3 separate regions of the Homo sapiens genome follow, and all the other regions are linked to region 1. The links are chromatin contacts, found by Hi-C or POLR2A ChIA-PET in ENCODE. All regions are on one chromosome and are shown on one strand. Each heading gives the region's core, a stretch centred on a gene start or an enhancer-like site at or near the end of the contact. The rest is flanking DNA. Distances are from core to core; before and after follow the strand shown. Region 1 overlaps SLC12A8 (solute carrier family 12 member 8). Region 2 overlaps SLC12A8 (solute carrier family 12 member 8). Region 3 overlaps ZNF148 (zinc finger protein 148).

Evidence for each region. A loop is a pair of places that touch in the nucleus more often than their neighbours do. ChIA-PET counts read pairs that join two places held with the same protein, here RNA polymerase II (POLR2A). Pooled maps may share reads with other maps.
Region 2: a pooled map shows a loop between it and region 1 (2.0-fold over the local background). The contact joins two enhancer-like sites. A Hi-C loop is called at or near these places in 2 of 168 maps with a recorded cell type or tissue (GM12878 and posterior vena cava), 22 of 37 single-sample maps with no recorded cell type and 9 of 50 pooled maps. POLR2A ChIA-PET finds 5 or more read pairs at or near these places in 2 of 52 experiments (AG04449 and PC-9).
Region 3: a map of head of caudate nucleus shows a loop between it and region 1 (2.6-fold over the local background). The contact joins two enhancer-like sites. A Hi-C loop is called at or near these places in 1 of 168 maps with a recorded cell type or tissue (head of caudate nucleus). POLR2A ChIA-PET finds 5 or more read pairs at or near these places in 4 of 52 experiments (A673, BJ, OCI-LY7 and 1 more).

The regions. Positions count from the first base shown.
Region 1 is chr3:125,184,643-125,187,633 of GRCh38, reverse strand. It overlaps SLC12A8 (solute carrier family 12 member 8), which reads left to right. Exons shown (of 14, transcript NM_024628.6): 4 at 206-397. Among named protein-coding and RNA genes, the nearest start is that of SLC12A8, 27 kb to the left of the region's middle. Within about 2 kb of position 1,318, at least 3 of the 41 ENCODE cell types and tissues checked have a DNase peak (open chromatin) inside an H3K27ac peak, as active enhancers do.
Region 2 is chr3:125,140,543-125,143,849 of GRCh38, reverse strand. All of the region lies in intron 5 of SLC12A8 (solute carrier family 12 member 8), which reads left to right. Among named protein-coding and RNA genes, the nearest start is that of MIR5092, 9.4 kb to the left of the region's middle. RefSeq lists enhancers at 1-689, 1,260-1,489, 1,500-1,589, 1,203-2,026 and a silencer at 2,040-2,269. Within about 2 kb of position 1,874, at least 26 of the 41 ENCODE cell types and tissues checked have a DNase peak (open chromatin) inside an H3K27ac peak, as active enhancers do.
Region 3 is chr3:125,235,271-125,238,195 of GRCh38, reverse strand. All of the region lies in intron 7 of ZNF148 (zinc finger protein 148), which reads left to right. Among named protein-coding and RNA genes, the nearest start is that of SLC12A8, 24 kb to the right of the region's middle. Within about 2 kb of position 1,460, at least 2 of the 41 ENCODE cell types and tissues checked have a DNase peak (open chromatin) inside an H3K27ac peak, as active enhancers do.

The DNA.
Region 1 (2,991 bases), core at 69-2,568:
GACGCTTCCTTTCACTTAGAACTTCTTCCTGGCCTTGGCTGTTGTGGTGCTTGCTTTGTCCTTTTTAGTTGTCCTGACTCTGTGCCCCCACCCCTGGCCCCTATTCCAGTGCTGTGGGAGGAGGGGAGGTGGTCAATGCCCCCAGCAGGGAGCTGGCGGGGCCTCCTCACCTAATCCAACCTTGCTCCTTGCTATTCTGCTGCAGGGAAACACAGGAGTGCTCCTGGGCATGTTCCTGGTGTCCTTCGTCATCCTGGTGGCCCTCGTCACGGTGCTGTCTGGCATTGGCGTCGGGGAGCGCAGCAGCATCGGCAGCGGTGGCGTCTACTCCATGATCTCCTCGGTCCTGGGTGGGCAGACGGGAGGCACCATCGGGCTGCTCTATGTGTTTGGACAGGTGAGGCCTGCGCCCGGGATGCTTCCCCTGCCTGGCCCTCTGCCACTTTCTTCTTGTCCATTTCCTCACTTGACCTGGGGAGAAGCGAGGGTGGGGACAATTGCCGCATGTGACAGACGAGCAGGTTGGGGCTCTGAAGGGAATTCAGCAGAGAGTCAAGTCACTATCCAGGGCCTGACCTCTTAGTCCAGCACTCCTTTCCCTCTGCCACTCCCGCCTCCTGGATGCCTGATGTGACCAGCAGGGCAGGGCCTGGCCAGCACATTCTTGCTGTTCAATCTGGGGACCAGATTGCATGACAGTGGCTGAAGCCCAGGTGGCAGCCAGGTGGCAGCCAGGTGGCCTGGGCCCTGGGACGCTTTTTTACTGAAGATGGGTATTTTGCCTGTGCCAAAGGGCTTTCCTAGAAGCAGGCACTTCTCAAATGAGCAGGAGCTCCCGGGAGCATTTGATAGCTCGGGTGGCCTTCACAGGGAGGCTGACAGCCTCTTGTGTGGACGCCCTGTCTGAGAGGGAGAATGTTAATGAGGAGTGTGCTTCATCAGAATGGACGGAGGCACTCCGAAAACGAGCGAGTAGGGGGAAATCCTAAGGCTTTTTTAGCTAAAACACAGGCATGGTGACTTAATGCTGAGGGAACAAAGTACAGACATTAAGAAGCAGTTCTTTGTCAGCATTTCTTGGATTGAAAAAGGCTTTTATGAGAGTGCAAATGGTGGTGGGTGGTTGAAAAAACAGTTTAAAGAGAAGAATTTGTCTAAGTTAGAGTGTGCAAGAATCTCCCCAGAGAAAGCATCGGTTTTGTTTCTTTTATTTTTAGGCAGCAGGAGCAGGGTGTTTCAGCATAAATATATCTGATTCTCGAACAGCACAGAGCTGCGTGTGTGCATGTGTGGGCGGTGGGGGTGCCTGTGTGTGTCTAAGACAGTGCAGGAAAGGCAAACAGATGGCCTCTGCACTCTTAAAAAGCACTTGCCTTGACTGCAGAAAGTTATTTAAGTATAGTAGTTGGAGAGGGGAGTAATAAATGGTCAGTTTACTTTATTACCCTGGGGACTTGGTATATAAATTTTTTTTTTTTTTTTACTTCTCTGCTATTTTATAGCCAACCAGGCTGCAAGGTAGGCAAAATCCTGCTTTCCCCCTCTCGGTACAGACACCAAGTGAGCCTCTAGAGGCAGATGCCATGGATGGGCACTGGTGTGAACACCCCTGGACAAAGACAGGCATCTGTGCTGCTGAGAGTCCCACTTACATGGGCTGATTTGGAAAAAAGATGTTCACAGATAAGATGTTTTCTAAGTGCTGGCAGCCACGGCCTGAGACGCCACTGCACCAGCATCCCAGCTATTTTCCTGCCTTTCCACTTGGGCCCTGGTCCCAAACATTAGAGTCCCCCTGGTCACTGTCTCTGGAGTGCCTGTGCTTTGTTTGTCGCTGGCGCGGGCCAGGAGTCCCTGATCAGGGTGTGGTTAGTGTGTAATCCTTTTTATAAATTGCTGAATTTGGTTTGTTAACATTTTGTGGAGGATTTTTGTGTATATATTCATGAGGGATATTGGTCTGTAGTTTCCTTGTGATTCTTTGTCTGGTTTTGGTGTCAGGCTAATTCTGGCCTCGTAGACTGAGTTGGAAGGTGTTCCCTCCTTCTCTATTTTTTGGAGGAGTTTGTGAAGGGTTGGTGTTAATTCTTTAAACATATGGTAGAATTTTGCCATGAAGCCATCTGGTCCTGGGTTTTTTTTGATAGAAAGTTTTTTGGTTACTAATGGAATCTCTTTACTTATATAGGCATATTCTGATTTTCTACTTCTTCTTGATTTAGTTTTGATAGTTTATATCTTCCTAGGAATTTGTCCATTTCTTTTTTTTTTTTTAATCTGGGAATTTTGTTTTGTTTTTTGTTTTTTGTTTTTGAGACGCCGTTTTGCTCTTGTTTCCCAGGCTGGTGTGCAATGGCGTGATCTCGGCTCACCACAATCTCCACCTCCTGGGTTCAAGCAATTCTCCTGCCTCAGCCTCCCGAGTAGCTGGGGTTACAGGCATGCGCCACCACACCCGGCTAACTTTGTATTTTTAGTAGAGATGGGGTTTCTCCATGTTGGTCAGGCTAGTTTTGAACTCCCGACCTGAGGTGATCCGCCCGCCTCGGCCTCCCAAAGTGCTGGGATTACAGGCGTAAGCCACTGTGCTCGGCCATGAATTTGTCCACTTCACGTAGGTTATCTAATGCATCGGCATATTAATTGTCTATAGATTTTCTTATAGTCCTTTTTATTTGTGTAAGTTTGGTGGTAATGTCTCCCCTTTCATTCCTAATTTAAATAATGTCTTCTCTTTCTTTTTTCTTGATCAGCTTAGATAAAGGTGTGTTTACAAAGAACTAATTATTGGTTTTGGTGATTTTCTCTATTGTTTTTCTGATCCCTAATTCATTTCTGCTCTGACCTTTATTGATTCCTTCTTCTGCTTGCTTGGGTTCACTTTGCTCATCTTTCCCTAGTTTCTTAAGGTGACAGGTTGGGTTATTGATTTGAGCTCCTCCTTCCTCTAGGGTGCGGTTGGGGTTTTGAGGCTCCCTATTCCTTGTTCTT
Region 2 (3,307 bases), core at 625-3,124, 44 kb after region 1:
CTTGTTATGGGACACTTTCAGCCCCTTCCCTCCCAGGCCAGGGAGGCTGCCCTGACATCCCCCAGTCTGGCCTTTCATCCCCTGGGTTGCCCAGCCCTGGGGGTCCTTCCCACTGTTTCACAACAGCCAGTCCTCCCACAGGGTGGAGGCTCTCCCCATGGCCAGGCAGGGCTCTAGGCTGCTCCTTTCTAGGCAGGCTGGGCGGGACTCCCCTGGCCCTCTGGGCAGGTCAAGCCCCACTTCAGATTTCCCTTCTGGCCACTGTTGGAATGCCCAGCCCTCCCTCTGTGTATTTTCTCTCTGGGTGGGGTCTTAGGCTGGAAACCCTGTGCACATCCTCTCTCCACCCTCTCTTTGCAGGACCAAAGTCAATAGGGCTGAAGCCAGAGAGGAGACTGTGGTCCGAGGAAGACTCCAGGCTCACGCCCAGGACTCTTTGGGGGCCTCTTCGAAACCTATCATTATTTCCTCTTCCAAATCTCCAGGCAGTGATCAATACAAAGCAATACAGCCCGATTCAGTTTAATTTCAAAACAGTCCAACGCAATACAGCCGATTCAGTTCTATTTCAAAACACTTTTATTGAACACCAATAGTTGTACCAGGATTGTTATGACCCAGTTCAATGGGAGAGCCCAACAGATTGGGACTTGATACTATCTGGACTCCAAACTGTACTCTCAATTAGGGTTACTGTTCCCCTTTTGACTCTGCGTGTCTTTTGAACAGTTGGCTTCAGCTCTGCACTTCAGTTTCCTCAGTTGTTAAAACAGGCCAATGAATTAGACCATGAAGGTTTCCTCATCTCTCTGCCCTTCCATGTAATCTCTCATTATCGGCCAGTAAGGTTTTATTAACATATGGAACTGTGGTAGTGAGCTTGTTTCACGGTTCTGGAGCACATCCTGTATCAACAATCACAGAGTCAGGGAAGGGAGGAGGGCATGTTATGGAAGCTGGTTTGGGATTTTACCTCTGCCATTGGAAACCAACTGTGTATTTGGACAGTGTGTCCTGAGAGGCCTGAGAGTGGGCTTCTGGCTGGGAAGACTTCAGAATTAGAAGGGTTCTGAAAAATCATCTCGTACTGTGCTACTGAGAGTTCGATCTGCAGGCAGGAGCGTGGCATCTCCGGGGAGCTCATTAGGAAGGCTGGGTCTCTGGCCCATGCCGGTCTCGCTGACTCAAAATTTGCGTTTCAAAGCTCCGAGGGAAAAGGGCTTGTTTACAGTCCCACAGTGAGTCCTCGCATAACCAGGGCCCGAACCCTGGTTCCTGATTCCTGATTTTGCCACTGTTCTTGCCTTCCTCCACCCAGAGATCTTCAGGGTCCTTGTGCCTGGAAGGGGGCCCTGTGCTTCACGCCGAGGGAGGATAAGCATGGCAGGGACTTCTCCCAAATCTATCCTCCTTGAGTTCAGTTTTGACTGGGCTCCTCCCTGATAACCTGTAACTGCTTCACCCTTTGCAGCTCCCAGAAGAAAAACCCCATCCCCAGCCCAGGGAGGCCAGGCCTGCTGTGTTTAATTGCCCATCTCTGTGCCTCTTAGCCCATCTGGGGCTGGGCAGTATCTGAGTGAGTGTCCGGGCGAGGATGGGGCTGCTTGGGAAGGAACTCTTGTGGGTGACAAGTGGCAGGATGGGGCCCGTGGACACTCCCCTTCCTCCCCTTTCCGCGGACCCCCTGGGTCAGGCAGTTTCGGATTGGCTGCAGATCCCCGTCTCCGTGAGGCCGCGTCTGGCGAGGTACAGGTGCTGAGAGGCGCTGGGCTGTCCAGAGGCGGCGCGCGAGGCCGGGTGCGAGGTCTTGCGTGCGCGCCGCGCCCACTTCCTTTGCTGAGGAGCCTCGCGCAGTCTCCGGGGCCTACCACTTCCCCCGACGCCCTTCGGGCGTCGTCGTGCGGGTCCCTTCCCAGAAGCGGCCTCTCCTTTCCCTTTCCTCGCAGAGCCGCTCTTCCTGCGCCCTCCGAGCCCCACCCTCCTAGCTCCGTCCGGAGCCCTTCCTCCGCGCTGGCTATTCTCGGTTGCGCCAGCCTCTCCCATTGTCCATTCGCAGGAAAGGGCTGTCTGGCTGGTCGTCGGTCGCTGGTCCAGGGGTGGGGGACCCAGAAGAGAGCGCCGCCGGAAGCCCCCGCCGCGGCAGCAGCCCGCAGCCCGCAGCCCGCAGCCCGCAGCCTGCAGCCCCAGCATCATTTTTAGAAATCTCGCTTTCTAAGTTAGTCAACAGTGCAACCCGACGCCCACAGGGAGGGGTATGACTTCCCGACTCCCTCTTCTAATTTCAGCAGCCCCCAGCGGCGTAGGGGGAGGGGATGTCGGGGGCACCGCAGGTGCCACCCAGAGCCCCTAGCAGCCGCCTACCCAGGGCAAGGGTCCCATGCCCGGCTGCTGGGCACCCCAAGCAGCCCTGCTGGAGCAGTTCTCAGTCCCACTAGTGACCCCCGCTGCCTGCCTTTGGCTAAGGGGAGGAGGGTAGGCTCCCACGAGCACCCCTTGGGAGCAGATGGTGGGCCCTGAAGAGCCACAGCCCACTGGCCGCATCACAAGAAGCCTGAATTACCCGAATTCCGGGTGGAAAGATCAAGCCTTTCTGCAGACAGAGCTTCAAGGACTTTCCCTCTGCCTGTTCCTGCCTGGGTCTTGTTGTCATTTGTTCTCTGTCTTACCCGCACCCCACCCCACCCCCCTTTTTGTTTTTGTTCTTCCTAAAAGCATACAGCTCAAACTGGACCAAAGTATTTTTATTCCGTGGATAGAGAAACAGATGTTCAGGTCAAACCCAGATCCATTCACACGCAGCAGCTGCAGGCCCCATGCATCCCAGGCCTTCGAGAGTTGAAAGATGTCAGATGACAGGACCCCAGACCACAAGACTCAGTTTCACCAGCAGAGGAATTGAAAGCCCAACAGAGAGGCAAAGAGACTCTTCTGAGGTCAAAAAACAAGTGTTGGAAATCCCTGGGGAGGCTAGACGTGGTGGCTCACGCCTGTAATCCCAGTGCTTTGGGAGGCCAAGGTGGGAGGGTTGCTCGAGGCTGGGAGTTTGAGGTTGCAGTGAGCTACGATAGTGCCACTGCACTCCAGCCTCGGTGATAGAGCGAGACCCTGCCTCTTTAAGAAAAAAAAGGAAAGAAAGAAAAGAAAAAAAAAAAGGAAATTCCTGGGGAATGACTTTGGGATGGATTACAGAGGGTCAGTGTGGTAGATGGAGGCCTGAATTCACTCAGATGTGGGGTCCAGGACAGGCTGTGTCCTCCCAGCTGTGTAAGCTCCAGCCAGTTGCATACCGGTAGGCACATGGTGTTCC
Region 3 (2,925 bases), core at 211-2,710, 50 kb before region 1:
TATTATATTCTACCATTTTTATAGTTTTAGGTCTCACACTTAGGCCTGTAATCCATTTTCAGTTAACTTTTGTTTATGATGTGAGAGGTGTGGGAGTTGGTTGGGGGGGGTCTAACTTCATTCTTTTGTATGTGGGTATCAAATTTGTTGAAAAGACTATTCTTTCCCCATTACCTTGGCACCTTTTTAGAAAATCAGTTGACCATAAATGTAAGGATTTACTTTTGGACTCTGAATTTTATTCCTTGATATGTATGTCTTGTCCTTAAGCTATTATCACAATATCTTGGTTATTGTGGTTTTGTAGTAAATTTTGAAATCTGGAAGTATAAGTCCTCCTGCTTCATTCTTCTTTTTCAAGATAGTTTTGGCTCTTTTAGATGCGAATTTTAAGATTAGTTCGTCAATTTCTGTTTTAAATCTGTAGATCAGTTTGAGGAGTTTTGCCATCTTAATGTTAAGTCTTCCAATCCACAAATATATAGAATTAATTGAATTGTAATCAACTTACTGATTTTTCTCTTTCATTATCACTTTTGATAAATAACTGTAACTTCTGACGTTAATGAGCTCTATCATCTACATTCTTTTTTAAATTTAGTTTAATTTTTTTTGAGATGGGGTCTCACTCTGTCACCCAGGTTGGAGAACAGTGGCTCGATCTTGGCTCTCTACAACCTTCACCTCCCAGGCTTGAACGATCCTTCCACCTCAGCCTCCCGAGTAGCTGGAACCATAAGTGCACACCATCACACATGGCTAAATTTTTGTATTTTTAGTAGAAACAGGTTTCCCCATGTTGCCCAAGCTGGTCTTGAACTCCTGAGCTCAAGCAGTTCACCCACCACAGCCTCCCAAAGTGCTGGGATTACAGGCATGAGCCACTGCACCCAGCTTTACCAGCTCTATTTCAAAATTTGCACGTATTCTTTCTTCCCCTGTCCAACAACATTGCCTGTAATCTCCTTCCCTTCCCATCTTGGTTCCTCTGGATTTTGTTCTTTTGATTGTGCACCATTTCGGCGGTATTCAGTATTGATAATCAGTTTCTCTTCACTGGCTCCTCTGCCTTCAGTCAATTCAGTCTCCCTGTCCTAAACAGTGCTTATTCTGGAATGGATTGCCTCTTAACTATTATTTCCCATCTCCATCTTCTCATTTCTTTCACTTCCAAACTTCCTTTATAAGTGACTTTCTCTCCCAGCTTCCATTGCTTCATTAGTTAATGCATTCATTACCCCTTGACCAAGTGCCTTAACTTTTCGGCCTTCAATATTTCCTTTCTGTAAAATGAGTGAATTGGTCTGGATTCATTGTAGTAAGCTGTCTTTCTAGTCTGAATCTTTGGAACCCTTACTTGGAGCCCCATTGTATACAAGTGAGCTATTCTGTACTAATTTTGAGTGGCAAGCTTTGAGCCTGTTGCCACATCAGCAGCCGTCCGTGTGGGCCTCTCGAGCTTGAAAGAGCACAGCTCAAAAGCCACGGGAAACGCTTCAGCTCTAAAATTTGGTAGCTCTGCAGTAATTACTGAAGTTACATTCCTGAAAGTTTTAAACAATTTACTTGTGGCCAAATTAAATTCTCTTCTTAGACACCATTTCTCCTGCACATTTTATAGTATCTAAACACTTAGAGTACTGTTATTTCCCTCCCCACCCCCAACATTTTTTTCCCCTTGGCTTTAATCTCTCTGCTACTCAGCTTAAATTTCAACACTTCTAAGAAACCATTCCAAATCATACTAGCTCATAGTAACATTTTCCCCTTAATAATCCACTGTAATGGTCACTATTTATGCCTTTCATTTGGCACTTAAAATTATCACAAGGGGCAAGGCGCAGTGGCTCATGCCTGTAACCCCAACACTCTGTGAGGGCAAGGCAGGAGGAGGATTGCTTGAGCCTGGAGTTCAAGACAGGCCTTGGGCAACATAGTGAGATCCCATCTGTACAAGAAAAAAATTTTTTTTTAATTGTGTAAGGTACTTTGAACTACATCAGTATAATTTAGGCCTGGATTCTGACCTAAAGAAATATAATCTAGTAGAAGAATAGAGATATGCAAAATAATTAAATATAATTATTTCTTTTTTTTTAATACTTTAAGTTTTAGGATACATGTGCACAATGTGCAGGTTTGTTACATATGTATACATGTGCCATGTTGGTGTGCTGCACCCATTAACTCGTCATTTACATTAGATATATCTCCTAATGCTATCCCTCCCCCCTCCCCCCACCCCACAACAGTCCCCGGTTTATGATGTTCCCCTTCCTCTGTCCAGGTGTTCTCATTGTTCAATTCCCACCTATGAGTGAGAACATGCAGTGTTTGGTTTTTTGTCCTTGTGATAGTTTGCTGAGAATGATGGTTTCCAGCTTCATCCATGTCCCTACAAAGGACATGAACTCATCCTTTTTTATGGCTGCATAGTATTCCATGGTGTATATGTGCCACATTTTCTTAATCCAGTCTATCGTTGTTGGACATTTGGGTTGGTTCCAAGTCTTTGCTATTGTGAATAGTGCAGCAGTAAACAACTCAGTAATTTGAAATTTAAAAAAAGTTTAACTCAATGATTATTGAGTTGAAAGTACTGAGTGCCATAGAAGAGGTACAGATAGAATTCTGTGGAAACTTAAAGATACCTTTCACCTGGGAGAAAAGGACAGAGTATCCCAAAGGAGATGGGTTGGGTCTCAAAGGGAATATAGTATTTGAACACCCAAAGGTGGACATTCCCAATCGAAGGAGCAGCGTGAATCAGGGCAAAAGTAGGAAAGCATGAGATGGTAGGTATTTCGGTTTGTCTGAAAGGGTTACCAAGAGAAAGAGTGAAATATAAAGATGTAAAAGTAAATCAGAATAGACATAGTGTTGTTAGTTGTCTTTTTAAAATGTGTGTATCTTGTTTTCCCAATT